2 separate regions of the Homo sapiens genome follow, and region 1 is linked to region 2. The links are chromatin loops, found by intact Hi-C in ENCODE. Cell type or tissue: mammary epithelial cell. All regions are shown on one strand. Links, peaks and the distances in the headings refer to the core of each region. The heading gives the core; the rest is flanking DNA. Region 1 overlaps LOC105377721 (a long non-coding RNA gene). Region 2 holds the start of LOC107986476 (a long non-coding RNA gene).

Region 1 (8,327 bases), core at 30-8,029, 360 kb before region 2:
CAGGCTGGTCTCGCACTCCTGACCTCAGGTGATCACCTGCCTTGGCCTCCCAAAGTGCTGGGATTACAGGTGTGAGCCACCGCGTCCAGCCTATCACCATCTTACAGATGATGAAATTAAGGCCCAGAGAGGTGACATGACTTGTCCAAGGTCACACAGGTGGTGAATAGTGGGGCCAGGATTCAATCGAAGCATCCTTCAAGTCTCCCAAGCCTGGGTTCTTACTCATTCTGCTAGTTGGGTGAGGACCTGAGTGGGAAGGCTGCAAGTCCAGGTGTGAGCTGGCATCAGACCTGTGAGGTGCTTAGCAGGGTGCAGGTGCAGAGTGGGTGCTTTTCTGGATGTATGGTTGTGTGCCTTCCTCCGACTGAAGACCAAGACTCCCAGGAAGATGGGGACTTTCCGTTCTTGCAGGAGTCTGGATTCTCCTTGGTTAATCAGTTCTCCCAGAAGCCTAACCACTTTCTTCAGTCTTCTGTGCAGATAGATGCTCTCCAGCACTCACTTTGGGCCGGTCCCCCTTTCTGACTGCTCTCATCCCACATCCCTGTGGTGGGTGGAGCTGGCTCCTTGGAAAAGGGGGTTCCTTTTAGACAGCCCTGCCCTCCACCTCCCTTTCCACTCGCTGGCCTCGGCCAGCCCCCTGGGCCCAGCTCGAGAACAGACACTCACCCCTCTGCCAAGCACGGAGTGGGAAGGGAAGGGCTGTGCAGCCCCAGCCAGGAGTCCCAGCCAGGGAACAGATCAAGAGCGGATGGGATGATGGGGGCCACTGAGGTTCTGGGACCAAGGCATGAAGGCATGGGAACTTTGGGCTGCGGTGGGTCAAGGGGTGGCCAGGAGGTCAAGGGAGGAGCAGGGGGCTCCCTATCCCCAGCTCAGCCTGGGTGTGAAAGCCAGGAGTCTTCTAGTTGCAGCTGGAGGGGGCACACAGTGGGAAATAGCCTCACTCCATTGCTCCTTAAAGGGGCCAGCCAGGCTTCTTAAAGTGGCAGCTCCTGGGCAGGGAGGGGCCCCGGGAGAGCTTGGCCTCTCAGCCCTGGGAGCAGAGCTTCTTTCCATCAGGCAGTGAGTCCACCTACCATAGAGATGCCCTGGTTTCCTGCCTCCTCACCATCATGGCATCTAGAAAGGCCTCCTCCCACATGAGGGGGCTGTGGGGTTGGGCCCCTCATCTGCCTTGGCCTGCGTGTCCAGTCCTGGGCCTGGCCCAAAAGAGAGCCTCAGTGACTACTGAGAAGTAGATGATTTGATGAAGGGACCGGGCTGGAGCTGTGAGCTGAGACCCCAGAGTACAACCGGAGCTCTTCCCAACCCAGGGTATGAGCTTGGTCCAAATGGATCCTGGCAGAGACGGGCACTCCTTGGTCAATCTGTTTCTGAACCTTGCCATCTCCACTCATCCCAAACTTTCCAGCCCCATAGCACATCTGACATCTGTGATGTGCTTTTCCTATGTGATAAATGGACACCGTAACTTAGTATTTAGGGACCAGACAGGCTGAGTTCAAATCCTCGCTCTGCCTATTCCTAGATATTTCTGTTTCCTCTCTGCAAATGGAGCTATGAGTAATAATATATTGGGGCATTGTTGAAAGGCTTAGATCATCTAAAGCAGCGACAGTGATGAGAACAGGACCTGATCTTAAAGGGTGCAATAAACGGTAGCTCTTACTTTTACTACGAACGGCATGTGCAGAGGATACTATGCTTTTCTGTCAGCTCAGAAAACTGGGTAGCTGAGAGGCAAATGACATGTCCAAGGTCACCCAGAAAATATACAGCAGAGCCAGGATTTGAACTCAGGTCCAGCTGAGCCAAAGCCTGCTTTCTTTGTGTCATCATGCACCACCTCCTTCCACATCTTGCCCTGGGAGTGCGTGATCACTGGGGCTCGGGAGCTGCTAAGTGCTGGGGTAGGGGATAGCATTTTACTAGGGTCCTGGGGGCCAGTGGCTGACCAGATCCATGCCCTCCTTCCCCTGGCCTAATGCTGCAGATCTCAGGATGTCAAAGGGGGTGATGTCAGACAGTCATGCTGGGTGGGAATGGCTCTGAAAGCCTGCAGCCCCTTCCTCGCATGGAGCCTCAGCTTCCTCGCCTGTAGGTTGGGATGATCCGACAGAGGCATTGTGAGTCTCAGCTGAGCTATAACTCGTGAGAAAGCTTTTCGGACACATAGCAGGCAAGGCCTCCCAGGTTGGAGGACAGGAAGGGAGCCTGTCTGAGTAGGGAAGGGAGCTGGCCGTGTCCACAGCCTCCAACCCTCGGCCTCAGCCCCGGCCCACAGCTGGGCCTGGACTCCTGCTCGTGGCCGCCCCTCTCATGGGTCTGCGGGGATTTCTCTGCTCCAGGCTGACCCCTTCCTTGCAGAGGAGGCTTCTGTTGCCCGTCCGCTCTGCTGGGCCTGGGCTATTCTCTGTGTTTGTGTGTGTGGGGGTTGGGGATAGGTGGGGGTCCTCTTGGATTCTGTGATGGAGGGAATCCTGGCGTCCCTGTGGAGTCAGCCTGGGCCGCCGCCGGCTCAGCCGTCCTTCCCAGAGCCTCTGCAGCCCTTCTGGCTGCCGTTGCCTGCAGATTCCCGGCGAATGGTGCTCCTGAGACCGCTATGGGCCCAGGCTGCGTCATTCCCACCCTCCCTGAGCTCTGGGACTAGCTGGGCAGGGCTCCAGCCCTGGGAACTCCGCCTGCTGCTTTTTTCCCCTTCTTCGAAATTTCACTGTATGATTCAATGAAATGTCCTCTGCTTCCCGTCACCTGGCTTGGCTAAGCTGACCTTGTAGTGTGGAGCAGAGAGCACTGGACCTGGAGCTCAGGTGCTGGCATGCGTTCTGCCTTGGATGTCCTGTGTGACCGCAGGAGAGCGCCTTTACCTCTGTGGGCCTCGGTTTTTCCATCCGTAAAATGGACTGGGAGGATGGTAGTGAGGGTGTGTCTAGCAATAGAAGAGGGGAGAATGAGAACTGCCTCTGCACCCTCTCATGCCTGTCTTCTCTCTCTATGGTGGCCACTGTCTCTTCCTTCTTTGCAGAGATGTTTACCCAGGGGTCTAAGCCAGAGCTTCCTTCTCTGCCCTCCCTGCCAAGCCAGCGTACAGATCACTGGTCCCAGGGTCGGCTGTGGTAGCCCTAGGTTGGAACACACCCCTGGTTCCAAGAAGGTCCCCGTCTAATATGTGAGTCCACAGGTCCTTCCTTCACTATCCTCCCCACCCAGGCTAAAGGCTGAGGCACCCCCCACCAGGTGGGGCTTCACCACTAGAGGGCGCCCACCCCCCCACAACTTGATTAAAAAAATAAAACCCAAACGGCCTACCCCAACTAAACGTAATCGTTACAGCAATTATTGAGCATTTATTATGTGTCAGGTGCTGTACTAATCCCTACAACACCCCTAGAAGGTATACAGTGACATCATTCCCACTTAACAGATGACAAGACCGAGGTCTGGAGAAGTAAAATGACTCACCCAAGACCACCCAGCTGGTCAGTGACAGAGCTGGGACCAGCAACCAGGTCTAAGCAGTGGAGTCCCAGGCCCAATGCAGAGGCCTCATGGCACCCAGAGTCAGCCACTGCAGTGGGGAGGATGGCTGGGATGGGAGCTGAAGGTGGAGGCTAGGATTGATGAGATCAGAGACCACCAAAGGAAACGTTTGTAAACCTTCACAAAATTCGGCAGCTTTTCAAAATAATGATAATGGTAGGTTACATCCATAGAGCACTCACCATGTGGCAAACACAATACCAAGAGTTCTATATACACAATCTCCCCTAATACTAGGAACAACCCAAACGGGGGTATGTTCCAGTATTATTTCTGTTACAGATGGGGAGACTGAGGATCAATGAGGTGAAGTGTCTTGCCCAACCTTGCTCATTTGAACCCAGGTCTCTTTGCCTCTGGAGCTTGTGACTTAACTTCTGCATTCTGCTGCTTTTCTCCTTTAGAAGAATCTTATCCAGAATCCCAACATTTAAGAGATAAAAGTGGGTGGAAGCAGAGGAGGTGGGGGTACAGGAGCCTGAAGCTTTCCAGGCCAGTTTGAAAAGCCCTGATCGAATGCCCCCCTCTCCAAGCCCCAGACAGGAGCAGGGACTTGCCCACGGGCCCAGAGCTGGTTAGGGGTAGAGCCCCCAGACCACTACTTGCTCCCTCTGTGGGTGCTACCTTGACTTTGAGATAAGGTCCAGGCCTCAGGTGACAGGGGTAGATGCTTTAATCTTTGGCCTCAGCAACTGGGCAGAGAACCTTATATCCCTGATGAAGAGACTTCCACCCTGACTAGAGACTCTGGGACATGTCGGCTGTCATAGGCAGTGGCAGCCGAGGGGTGGCTTGGGGGATGGACATGTGGGTCCCCTAAATCTCCATCAGTCTTTCCCCCAAGCCATAGTAAACAAGAGGCCCTTTTCTCACCTCTGAGTAGTGTGCAGTCCCAAACCCCCTCCTGGGTAGGATCCTGGGTCCTGGAGCAGACTGTGGTCATGTGAGTTGAATCAATGACCCCCTGGCTGTGTGTCTAGCTTGGGAGCACTAGGGGGGGATATGGTCTCCGTACCATGCGAAGTCCTGTTTCTGTGTAATGCAGTGAATTCCTACCCAGGTCCCACCTGGGATTCACCTTGTTCTTTTGTAGGAGTCGAATCTCTGCAATTGTCTGACTTCTGCAGTGATGCTGGGGGAATTAAATGTAGCTGCAGTATGTACAAGACATATCCTGCAGTGGGGGAACACTGTCAGGTGGGTCCCGCTGGGGCTGGGGACATGGGAACCAATAATGTGTGTGAAGCACTTAGTGGGGACCAGGCCCAGGGCTCAGCATGATCACTCTGAATCCATACAGCAGCCCTGCAAGGTAGGCACTCTGGAGCTTGTGACTTAACTTCCGCATTCTGCTGCTTCTCTTTCTTTAGAAGAATCGTTTCTAGAATCCCAATATTTAAGGGATAAAAGTGGGTGGAAGCTGAGGAGGTGGGGGGTACAGGAGCCCAAGAGTCCCCAAGGCCACAGTGCTTTCACCCCTCTATGAGGATGCATAAAACAGAGCCTCAGAGAGGCTAAGTGGCATGTTCAGGGTCGTCCAGCTGCGAAGTGTCGCAGCTGGGATTTGAACCCTGGTTGGCTGGACTCAAAGGTCCCACATTGTTCTACTCTGCCCTGCTGGAGCACCTGTGTAGACTGTTAGATTGGTTCAGTGAAGCATGCCTGCTATTGACACCCTTGCGTAGTCCCTTTTGAGGTGACTTGTTACGTAGCAGCGATAGATCGTTAAAACAGTTCCTGGGAGGAGTCACTGAACAAGGCTGGGAGTGAGATTAGGAAACTTTCTTTTTTAGTTTCTTGCTCTTGAAAGATCAAGTCCCTGTGAGTTTGGAGCACCTCTGCAGGATTCCTCCTGAGCAGAAATGAAGGACAAGGAGGGCTTGGCAGCGAGAGCTCAATATTCATGCATCTCTGTGTTCTCTGCTCCTCCTGGCCACGTGGCTCCACTGCTCTTCCCTTTCTTCTTTCCAATTAGGTGTGGCCATGTACATGATTTCTAGGTTGTGGAGTGTGGTGGAAGTGATTCATGCCACTTTGGGCCTGGCCCAAAAAACTCTCCTATGAGCCCCCTTCTCTTTTCTTGCCCCTTGGCTGAGAGGAGAGGACTCTGAGGGCCTCGAAGAGGATGGAAGCACAGGATGGAAGAGGCTTGGGCCCTGAATGACTGCATGGAGGCTGCCTGGCCAGGAGCACCTGCATCGGACTGTGATGTGAAGGAGAAACGAGATTTCATTGTGTAAAAGCCACTCGCTGAGGAGCCGGGACTACCTGGTCAGGACCTAGTTTTCCCTAACTAATCCAGAGGGTAAGGAGAGGTCTTGCTGAGAACATGGGATGTGGGCCTTCCAGTGTCCAAGGGGAAGTTGGATCAAGAGGGAGAGAAATGTACCCCACTGTCCCTGGGTGCTGTAGATACTGGGTCTTGGCCTCCTGGGGGAAGAAGGGCTTTGAGGTGTTTTCTTGACAAATCATTTGTTGAGCACCCGCTCTGAGCCAGTGTCTGTCTCAGCCTGGAGAGGCAGAGATGGCGAAGCTTTGCTCTCAAAGTGCTCACAGTGTGTTAGGGAGACAAAGGCAGGTCAGGGTCAGGTGATGCCAACCTCTCAGGAGCCATAAGCTCCCCTGATACAGGGCAGGTGGGGAGGGTAAATAAATTAGTGAGGAGGCCAAGTGTGAGGCAATAGGGAATGGTGGGGATTGTGGTGAACTTCAGAGACACACCTGGCGGTGGTGGCAGCTTCCATCAGCTGCAGTCTCTTGTTGCCACATGGGTCCATATTCTCACACTGGGTTCATGGGAAAATGGACCCTGTGTGGACAGAGCCTCCAGTTTTTTAAGTCAAATCAGAAATTTTGATACTTATGTGAATTCTCCTATTTTTCAAAACTTGAAAATTAACTTAAAACTAACATTAAAAATCTGAGAAAAAAGCATCGCCAGAAAAGTTAAAAATTAAAAAAACAAAAACAGAACAAAACAAAGCCGGCTGGGTGCAGTGGCTCACGCCTGTAATCCCAACACTTCGGGAGGCCGAGGCAGGTGGATCACTTGAGGTCAGGAGTTCGAGACCAGCCTGGCCAACATGGCAAAACCTCGTGTCTACTAAAAATACAAAAATTAGCTGGGCATGGTGCTGGGCACCTGTAATCCCAACTACTTGGGAGGCTTAGACAGGAGAATGGTTTGAACCTGGGAGGCGGAGGTTGCAGTGAGCCGAGATTGTGCCATTGCACTCCGGCCTGGGTGACAAGAGTAAAACTCTAAAACAAACAAAAACAAACAAACAAAAAAACCCAACCAAAATCCCCCTGGGGTTTTGGCTTACAACCTCTGTGATAATATGTTATAAGGGGCTTGTGGGATGCTTGAGGCTGGGACTCTAACTCATCCTGGGAGTGTCTACAGAAAGGGGAAACCTTACCTGAGACATGAAGGGTGAGGAGAGAGTAGGAAAGAGAAGAGGCAGAAGAGGAAAGCTGAATCGGGCAGTGGCACAGCTTGAGCAAAGGCATGGAGGGCAGAGCTGCAGGCAATTTGCTTTTTTGAGTATCCCGGATGTAACATGGCACCTGTACTACCTACACCCTCCTAATGGAAGCCACCTTAGGGGGCACCAAAGTAGGAGTCTTGGGTTTTTGGGGGTAAAGGGACAGGGAGAGAAGGGACTCCTGAGAAACATACAAGGGAAATCCTTTGTCAAGGTAAAGCGCTAACAAACTCTAGGGACAGATTATTTTCTCTCCAGCTTTAGTTGAGTTTTGCTCTTTGCAGCACTATCTCTCTGTCACGGGCAAAAGCCCTGTTCTTGAGGTGCTTTGGGGAATGAAGAAGTGTGGGCTGTGTTCATGCTTGGGACAAGCAGGGTGGAGCGGAGCCAGCAACTGGTGGCCAAGGTGGCAGAAGTGACCAGGGAACAGCTGACAGTGGGCTTCAGGAGCAGGAGACAGAACACTGAGGGAAGGTAGGCGCCGCTGGGGATCTCCTGGGAAGCAGTGAGGAGGGTGCCGCGTGTCCTGCAGGTACCTGTGGGGCGGGGCTCGAGTGCCTGTATCTGCAGGTTGAAGGGAAGGGTGGCCCCAGCTGCCTCAGGGTCACACATGATGAGATGGCATTTGGCTGGGCTGCCGGGAGGGCCCTGGACACAGTGCGGTGCCACAGAACCCCACTCCACGCCCTGGGCTCTTTCTCTGCCAAGGAAGGTGACTGGTCCAGACTGAGATGGCAAGCCTTTCCATCTCATGAGGCACTCTGGGCGGACTGGCTGTGGTTTTGGATAAATGTGAATTTCAGGCTGCACAGGGTTCGGCAAGAAAGAGTGCCTGAGATGGATTCACCCTGTCAAGGTGCCGAGCGCGGGGACAGCGTCCATTCCTGCCTGTGGACAACTCTACTTCCAAAGGAACAGAAGTTGTCCTTGCTCTCAGGTTCGCCTGACCTAGGTTGTCCCTCCCTCCAAATCTTCAGATGTTTTCCTCTTAGAGGGTCTGACTGTGATCCTCCTCCTCTGGGACCCGGTATCCACGCCCATCAACGGGAAATGCTGATAGTGGTAAGAAAGCCTGCCCTCCCCTATCTTGCAAGATGCCGTAGAGGTAAAATGACATCTGTTGTTTGTGCTTCGATTCCTATAAAAACTTGTTTATGAGATTAAACTCAACTCTGCAATTTTAAGTATTGTGACTTGTGACCTTATAATACACAGATAATACTTAACTTTCTCCACCCCAATTGAATAATTTTGTTTGTCTATTTTTTGTTTTTGTTTTTCTCCCACTTGGAA
Region 2 (8,327 bases), core at 208-8,207:
TCCAACAACAGAAAGCATGTTCAGACCTCGGCAGAGACAACATTTTTCCTGGAACCAGGCTCTAGAAGGAATGTATCGGGGCCCTGCGGGGTTAAGAGCACCAGGTGACAGAGCAGATGAGTCCTGCCCCTGTCCCTGCATTCGTTCGTTCATTCATTCAAGCAACCAACACCTGTTGAACCCTCATGCTGTGTCTGGCCTCACCTGGGGCCACAGAGAATGCCTGACACAGTCCCTGCTACTCAAGGTTTCCAATTCTCCCCCTCTACCTTCAGCCCCACACCCCCACTCCTCAGTTGATCACACCCATCCTCCCATCAGGAGCAACCATGACAGCAGTGTTACCCCAAGTGCTGGATTAGACTTCCTCCCTCATTTCTGGAATGTAACCATCTGGAGAGGAGATGGGGGCCGGGAGCTGCCTAGGTCCCCTCCTGCCCCCAGCAGCCAGCCTCCCACTTCCTCTTTGCTAACAGAACCCCAAGTGTTAGCAGGTGCCCTAGGGGATGCACGCTTGATCTAAGAAAGCCAGGCACTCCCATTCCCCTTCATTGACTGATCCTTTCCCTTTCCTTATAGCTAGAGATGGTCATGTAATCCAGTTCTGGTCAAAGACACGCCTGGACTCTGCAGAACCTCTGTTCTTCTTAGTAAATGAGGAGCCCCTACTTTCTGCCTCGAACACAGCGTCCGAAGACATGATGATCCAAGCTGTGGTAGCCTCTTGACTGTGAGGGGATATGTCTGGACTCTTCAAGGAAATACATTGAGGACAGCAGAATAAAGAGAAAGAGAGAGTTTGATGCTAACTTCAAGTCATTGGACCAACCTGGGATTGACTGCCGGCCTGCAGATATCTAGTATAAGATGTTGGCTGTGTGCCATGGCCCATGCCTGTAATCCCAGCACTTTGGGTTGGGAGACCGAGGCAGGTGGATCACGAGGTCAAGAGATCGAGACCATCCTGGCCAACAAGGTGAAACCCTGTCTCTACTAAAATACAAAATATTAGCCAAGCATGGTCACGTGGGCCTGTAGTCCCAGCTACTCGGGAAGCTGAGGCAGAGGAATCGCTTGAACCCAGGAGGCGGAGGTTGCAGTGAGCCGAGATCACAGCACTGCACTCCAGCCTGGCAACAGAGCAAGACTCTGTTTAAAAAAAAAAGATGTCTTGATTGTATAGGCCTCTGTTAGCTGGTTAATCCTATTTGCTTACAGCAGAATGCATCCCAATGAATACAACAGGTATACGTGCAATGAAAGAGAGTTCAGTCCTAGGGAGACTGCAAGGGGGAAAAAGTAGGCTCTGGGGTAAAATAATTAAATAATTCTTCCTTTCATGGTGGTCATGAAATGGTAGCTAACATTTATTTGCTTTGTGTTTTTTTTTTTTTCTTTGTGAAGCACCTGTCTGCTATTGGTGCTATATGTTTTTGAAAATTCATTTTTACCTCTCCAAGCCCATTTCCTCACTGGATTCATGGAAAGATGAAGGAGAGACTGCATGTGAAAAGGGTGGACATACTTTCTGTCTGGCTGGCTGCCTGTCTTGTTCACTGCACTTTCCCAGCACTAGATAAAGTTTTTTTTATTTTGTTGTTTTATTTTTAGAGACAGGGTCCCACCATGTCATCAAGGTTGGAGTGCAGTGGCACAATCACAGCTCACTGTAACCTCAAATTCCTGGGCTTAAGTGATCCTCTCGCCTCAGCCACCTGTGTGGCTGAGACTACAGGGACACACTACCACTCCAGGCTATTTTTTAAAATTTTTTGTCAAGACAAGATCTCGATATGTTACCCCAGCTGGTCTCTAACTCCTGGCTTCAAGCAATCCCTCCCACCTCAGCCTCTCAAAGCACTGGGATTACAGGCATGAGCCATCCCTAGTTAAAATTTGGTAAAGAATAAAGCTCTTTCCCTCCGGCTTATAAAATCAGGACTCAGTAGTTATTGCCAAATGTGCCCCATTGGTTAATTTGGATCTTTCCCCATTCCTTGCATGTCCATTGGCCATTCGGGCTTCATTCCTAGAATATATATTTTTTGGGGGAGATGGGGTGGTGGGGATGGAGTGTTGGTCTGTCACCCAAGCTGGAGTGCAGTGGTGTGATCTCGGCTGACTGCAACCTCCGCCCCCTGGGTTCAAGCAATTCTCCTGCCTCAGCCTCCCAAATAGCTGGGACTACAGGTGCCCACCACCACGCCCGGCTCATTTTCGTGTTTTTAGAAGAGACGGGGTTTCACCATGTTGGCCAGGCTGGTCTCAAACTCCTGACCTCAGGTGATCTGCCTGCCTCGGCCACCACACCCGGCCCACTCTTAGAATATTTAATGAAGATTATCTTGATAAATGTTATCAAAACATTCAATTGACAAACACCAAATCAGTGTTTTTATTTATTTATTTATTTTTTGCTTGTTCCAAAGTACTTTCTGTATATATGATTGCACTGCCTAAGTGTTGTTCTCTCTTTGCATATGAGAAAACGAAAGCTTAGAGAGGTCAACTGACTTTCCCAAGGTCATTTGCTGATAATAGAATCAAAGGACAAGAGGCCAGGCTCTCTTGTGCTGAGCCCTGGCCTGGCTCCCCACTGCCTTGGGGTGGTGGGGTAGGGCCTAGTGGGGAGGTGATGCTGAAGGTGGTGTGGGTGATGGATGGCAGTGCCGCAGGGCTCTTCTTTAAGGAGGCCCACCCCTGCCTTTCACTTCCTGCTCCAGCTCCACATGCCCTGTCATTTAAGCCTCAGCACTTTGAGAGGCCTCGAAGGCCGACCCCGTGACTCCCCCAGAAATGCCTGTGCTTCCTTCCCTGTCATCTCAATGCAGAGAGCGCTCACCTCAGCAAGTTCAGACTGTGCAGGCTCGGGAGGACCTTCCGCTCAGCCAGGAGCATGGCTGGTTTGTCTCTGGATCCTCAGCACGCAGCGGGCAGCCCAGAGCTGGGCAGGGCGTTGCTGCTCCATGCGCTCTGCACTGACTTGATGACGTAGAGAGAGAGAAGGCCGCCTGTTTCCCAGGTGGAGAAACTGCATGGGGAGAACATTTTTTTCTTAGACACCTGGGGAATGAAGCGTTAACTAAGGTGATACAACTTGGAGTCCGGGAAAGGGGATTTGGGCAGAGGCTGTGGAGGGGCCTGTGGGGTGGAGAAGGCTGCAATGATCCCAGGTCCCCAGGAAAGAGTGGATCCACCTGTGTGCAGACTTTCCCCACCCTAGGAAAACAGGATGCAGGCCTTACCTCCTGTCTTTGAGCCAAAAGGAGGGAGAGCCACCACCTGAGTGTCCCATATGAGACTGCTTTGCCCCAGGAAGGGGGAAAATCCTATGTCACTGCCAAGAAGGTCCAGCTAGCTTCAGTAGAGAAATCATGACATCCAGTGGACATATGTGTCATCCCCAGGCTCAGGCAATGGCCTCCAGCCAGGAGGCCTTCTAGGGCTGGGCCAACAAGGCACTGTGGAGTGAGCGCTGGGAGGCTGAGTCTGAATCCTGATTTTGCCTCTTAGCTACGTGACTTGGGTAAGTCTCTTCCCCTCGCTGGGGCTCTGTTTCCTCCACTGAAGTGGAGAGTGTCTAAAAGCATGTTTGTGAACTGTGATGCAAATAGGTTCTCCCATGATCAGAAGCTGTGTTTCTTGCTAGGAGTAGTTTCAAGGCAGTGCTACCTAGGAGAGGGAGGGCAAGCTTGAATGATGAAGCACGTAACCATCTCCCCGGGCACTCCTGCACAAATGGCTCGCAGCTGCTCCCAACCCTACAGGCTGTTGCCAGGATAAGATGAGACCTCTTGTGGGTGCACAGGCAACGGCACTCCTGAAATATGGGGATGCAGATGTTCCCACCCTGGGACACAGGATGAAAGCGCTGGGTGTCAGCGCCTGTGAAAACCTGCAGAGGGCCTCAAGGGATCCGCATTTCCTGAGCGGGGCTCCTGCAGACCTCCCACTACATCCAGGCTGACATCTCACGGGGCTCCAGGGCCAGCACCAGACAGAGGTCAAGGCCACCGTTTGGTAGAGCAGTCATCAGACCCAGGGAGCCAGGCTGGAGAGAAGGGGCAGAGCCAGAAGAGAGCCCCCCATCCCCCGCATCCCACCTCCACCACCCAGAGAGGGAGGAGGAAACCTGAATTACAAACCCAAATCAGAGCTTAAATCCCTGAGTTCCAGCCAGAAGAGAACTGGATTAAGCAGCCTGTGGTGAGGCACATGGAGTGGGTGGGAAACCAGAGTTAACTGCGTTCTGGACACAAAGTTGCATTTTTGCACACCTGAGTTTGTGACTGAGAAATAAATATTCTCTGTTTAAGCAAAGCATCTGGACATAGTAGGCCCTCAGGAGAGCGTGCCTGCCTTTCTGTTTCCTTTCTGTCCATGAAATGAGCTCCAGATGGTGCAGAACCCCGTAGGTCCACCTCCCACTCCCAGCAGGTCTGCATGTGAGAAGGTGCTGAGCCATTCATCCAGTTCACCTTGATTTCCCAGAAGAAAAGGAATGTGTGTGACCCCTCTGAGGTGAGCCCAGTCTGGGCATGAGACTAGTTCTCAACATGAACAATAACTTTGTTGTGCACCTACTATGTGCTGAGCACTTTACAGGCAGCGTCTCATCCCCCAGCAAACCTGAAGGGAAGTGTCATCCCCCACACTGACTTTACCCCCTTTGAGGGGGTGTAATGTTCTTTCAAGCTGCATACGCTTAGGAAGTTGAGGCACTGGAGTTTGAGCCTGGTTTCTGGCCACTTTCTCCCAATAAGGACTCTGGGCTTAGCCATATTCACTGAACCCTGGCTGTGTGCAGGACCTCATGTTGCCACTTCACAGTAAAACAGGAAAAGTTAACATTTACTCAACAAGTCTTGCATGCCAGACACAGGCTCTGTGCTTTCTATACATTCTTTTATTTATTCCTCACAAAATTCCTGTGATCTCCTCTTTCCTCCCATCTTGCAGATGAGGACCCTGAGGCTCATGGAAGTTACAGAACTCACCTGGGGCCAGTCAACCACTCAGCAGCAGGGCCGGGTCTGCCCCAGGTCTGTGTAGTGTCAACGTCCTCACTCTTGGCCACTCTGTGATTCTAGGAGAGAAGCCATGCTGTAAAAGATTCCAGGTCATGCCTTGACAGGTTACAGTGACCACATCCAGGAGATCTTTAAGGCCTTAATTGTGCCCTTCAGTTCCTGTCATCATCATTATCATTATCTCCACCACCACCATCATCATCATCTACATGCCTGAAACTGGCGTATTCTTATGCCATGAACTGTAAAATATTTCATTTATTTTCCCTACTTTAACCAGCCTTGTGACCTTGTTCAAGTAACCCCACCTCTCTAAGCCTCAGTGTTCTCATGCATGAAATGGGGCCTGTAAATTCCATTTGCAAAAGGACAGTGAGCTGTTGTTTTCATCCCCAATCCCTCTCCTCCCTGAACTCCCTCCCTGAACTCCCTCTCCTTCCTCCGTGAAGTGCCCTCCGCCCCCAGGGCCTGGATTCCGGCCACCAGCTCTCCTGCCCCGGCTTTTAACGTTGGTCCCTGCAACAGGCCAGAACATCTGCCTGTGAACGCCATGGAACTCTGCCCCTGCGCTGGGGTCCTGCCAGCAAAGAGTTTAAACAAACAGAACTGGGCAGAAACGAGATGGTCCGCCGGTTGTAAAGGGTCGCACCTCATGCGCACACGCTCGGGTTTCATGATAATCCGAGTGATGGTTCTCCTGAGGAGGATTAGGAAGAAAACGTTAGGGGGCTCTGCGGGGAGCAAGAAAAAGTGGTTGTGTACCCAAGACAAACACTGCCAAGAAAGTGGCCTTTGCTGACCAATAAACCAAAGTGTGGGAGGGGGTGGGATTGGGGTACTGGAGGAAAGGAAAATTTGGGGCTCTGTCCAACTCTTCTAGTGCCTAAGTCAGACCTTCACCAGCAGAAGACCGTTCCACTGAATGTGTGGAGAGAGATTACAGCAACCCCAAACCACTGTGGTCAGAGGCTGGCGGGAGCTCCTGCATGTGGGGGAGGAGCAGCAAGCCCATGTGCCCTCCAGAGCCAGGCAGGTAAGCCAGGAGGGGCGCAAGGGACACCGCAGAGCACACACAGTGAGCCACAGCAAATGACACCGGCCTCAGCACTGGGAAGGTATTAGGGAGTGGTGGGGACTGCATCCAGCTGGAGGAACACACCCCACCCAAAGCAGGCACCTGGGACTGAGCTGCAGCTCCAGCCGGTCTCTGCCAGGCAGGAATGTAGGCCCAGTGGTGCCAATCTTCTCTGATTTTTTTTTTTTCAAGAGAAGCAGAAAAGAACAAATTTTGTTTTTTGATGTGCAGGTTCTCAATTTTTAAACATTGGCAATGAGTTCAAATGGGTTTTGAAATACTATGTGGGCCAAGCAAAATATATCTGTTAGCCAGATTTGACTCACAGGCCACTGGTTTGCAATTTTCTGAAGTTTTGGTACCGTAATAAAAGCAATGGGTCCTGCCTGGATTCAAACACCAGTTCTCCCATCTGCTGGCTGGGCAACCTTGGGCAAGTCCTCTAGCCTCTCCAGGCCTCAGTTGCTCCATCTGTAAAATGGGGATAATAGTAGTGTCTACTTGATATGATATTTGAGAAAACTTCATGAAATCATGTCATGGAAATTCCTTGATATCTCTCTCTCTCTCTGGAAATGTTAGCTTTATTACTAATGCACCCTCTGCAGGCTCCCTGGGGGGATGGAAGATAAAAACAGCGGCAACGGGCAAAAACGGAGGTGAGGAAAATGGACCAAGCAGGCAGAACAGAGCCAAACCAGAAAACGCCGGCCAAGCTTTCCCTTACTTGCTGTGTCAGAATGGCCCTTCAGGGATGATTGGCACAAGCTGACATCAAATTGACAAGAAAAGATTGGGCAGTGGCCTGAAGAGTGGCCCTCCAGTATCTGTCCACCTCTTTCCAAAATAGCAACAGGCGACCTTGGGAGACCTTTTGGATTGCAGCAGGAAGAAAGTCAGTTACAGAGGGTGTCCTAGAGGAGGTAAAAGGATGCCTCCGGTCTGTGGCTCAGCCACTGCCCCACTCTGTGACTTCAGCCAAGTCATTTCATCTGCCTCTGAGACTCCACTTACCCATCTGTAAAATAGGTTGACAACAGCTGCCTCTCAGGATGCTGGTGGTGATTAGCGATCACGCAGTATAGGTAGGGTCTGGTACAGAATTCATGTTCGACAAGTGGGAGCTGCCGTTATTGGCTGTCGTTTAGTTATTTTTATGAATGAGGCAATAGAGGTGCTTGTCTGACCAGCATCCGCTGACCTCTCTTCAAGTAACTGCCCCGTTTGCCTCTAAAGAACCATTCCTCTCCTGTTCCCCACCAAATGGTTCCGTTGGTGTTGGCTCCTCCCCAGGCTCCAGGGACAGGCGTGTGAACCCGGCACAGCTAATGAGAATAGCGTAGTATCCCAGGCCAATGGGAATCAGATCCAGGACTTGCATTCAAACCATGAGGGAAGAGAAGCTTTCCCTTTCCACCAGATCTGTTCTAGTGAGGAGTAGGCCGGAGCTGCTGGCAGCTTTCTCACTGCCACATGGGAAGAGCCTGTCTGAGAATGATATCAATAATGAGGAAATCAGAGCAAAGATTTGGAAAAATTCTTGTTTCTTGATAACACTGCTTAAGCACCTGGATCCAGCTGTGCCTAAAGTTAGCACTGTGTCGGACTCTTCAGTTACCACAGCCAAAAAATTCATTTTCTGGCTTAGACCATTTTGGATTGGGTTTTCTGTAACTTGCAACCAAGAAACTCAACAGATATACGAGCCTTAAGGATGAGTTACGAAAACACCCCAGGGGAGAGTTTCATTAGCTGGCACGTCTTATAGGCTCTCAGACCATGCTTTGAGCATGATAGCACTACTTCCTTCTTCCAAGAGTATGATAAAAATCCTTCCAAGAGTATTCCAAAAGCCTTGCACAGACTTTGGGTAATCTTCTCTTAAAGCAGTGGTTCTCAATGGGAGAGGGATTTTGTCCCCTAGAGGACACTTGGCAATGTCTGCCTACATTTTGGGTTGTCACAATGGGGAGGCAGGAGGGATGATACGTGCTACTGACATCTAGTGGGTAGAAGCCAGGGATGCCGCCAAATATCCTACAAGGCACAGGACAGACCCCACAAACAATGATCCCATCCAAATGTCAGTCGTGCTGAGGTTGAGAAACCCAGGAGAAGTGATACATCATCCCGTGTTCTACTCCTACCAGCCCCACCATACTTAAAGACGAAAACCAGGCCACTTAATGGGAGTATGGGAACTTTATATACCTCATGATGTT

What was found. A loop is a pair of places that touch in the nucleus more often than their neighbours do. Peaks named below come from ENCODE experiments on the same cell type or tissue, not always from the same donor. Only the 100,000 strongest peaks of a DNase experiment are listed, where the experiment ranks them.
Region 1: a loop joins it to region 2, with 15 times the contacts of the local background. A loop is called at or near these places in 6 of 110 quality-filtered maps.

Annotation. Positions count from the first base shown.
Region 1 is chr5:171,481,347-171,489,673 of GRCh38, forward strand. The region is part of intron 2 of LOC105377721 (a long non-coding RNA gene); the gene reads right to left. Among named protein-coding and RNA genes, the nearest start is that of FGF18, 66 kb to the left of the region's middle. In mammary epithelial cell, for the core only: a CTCF peak has its summit at 3,245 (motif pointing right); no DNase peak of the experiment used is centred there.
Region 2 is chr5:171,842,664-171,850,990 of GRCh38, forward strand. It overlaps LOC107986476 (a long non-coding RNA gene), which reads right to left and starts at 5,455. Exons shown (of 3, transcript XR_007059052.1): 1 at 3,246-5,455; 2 at 2,843-3,031. In mammary epithelial cell, for the core only: CTCF peaks have their summits at 3,390 and 8,105 (motif pointing left); no DNase peak of the experiment used is centred there.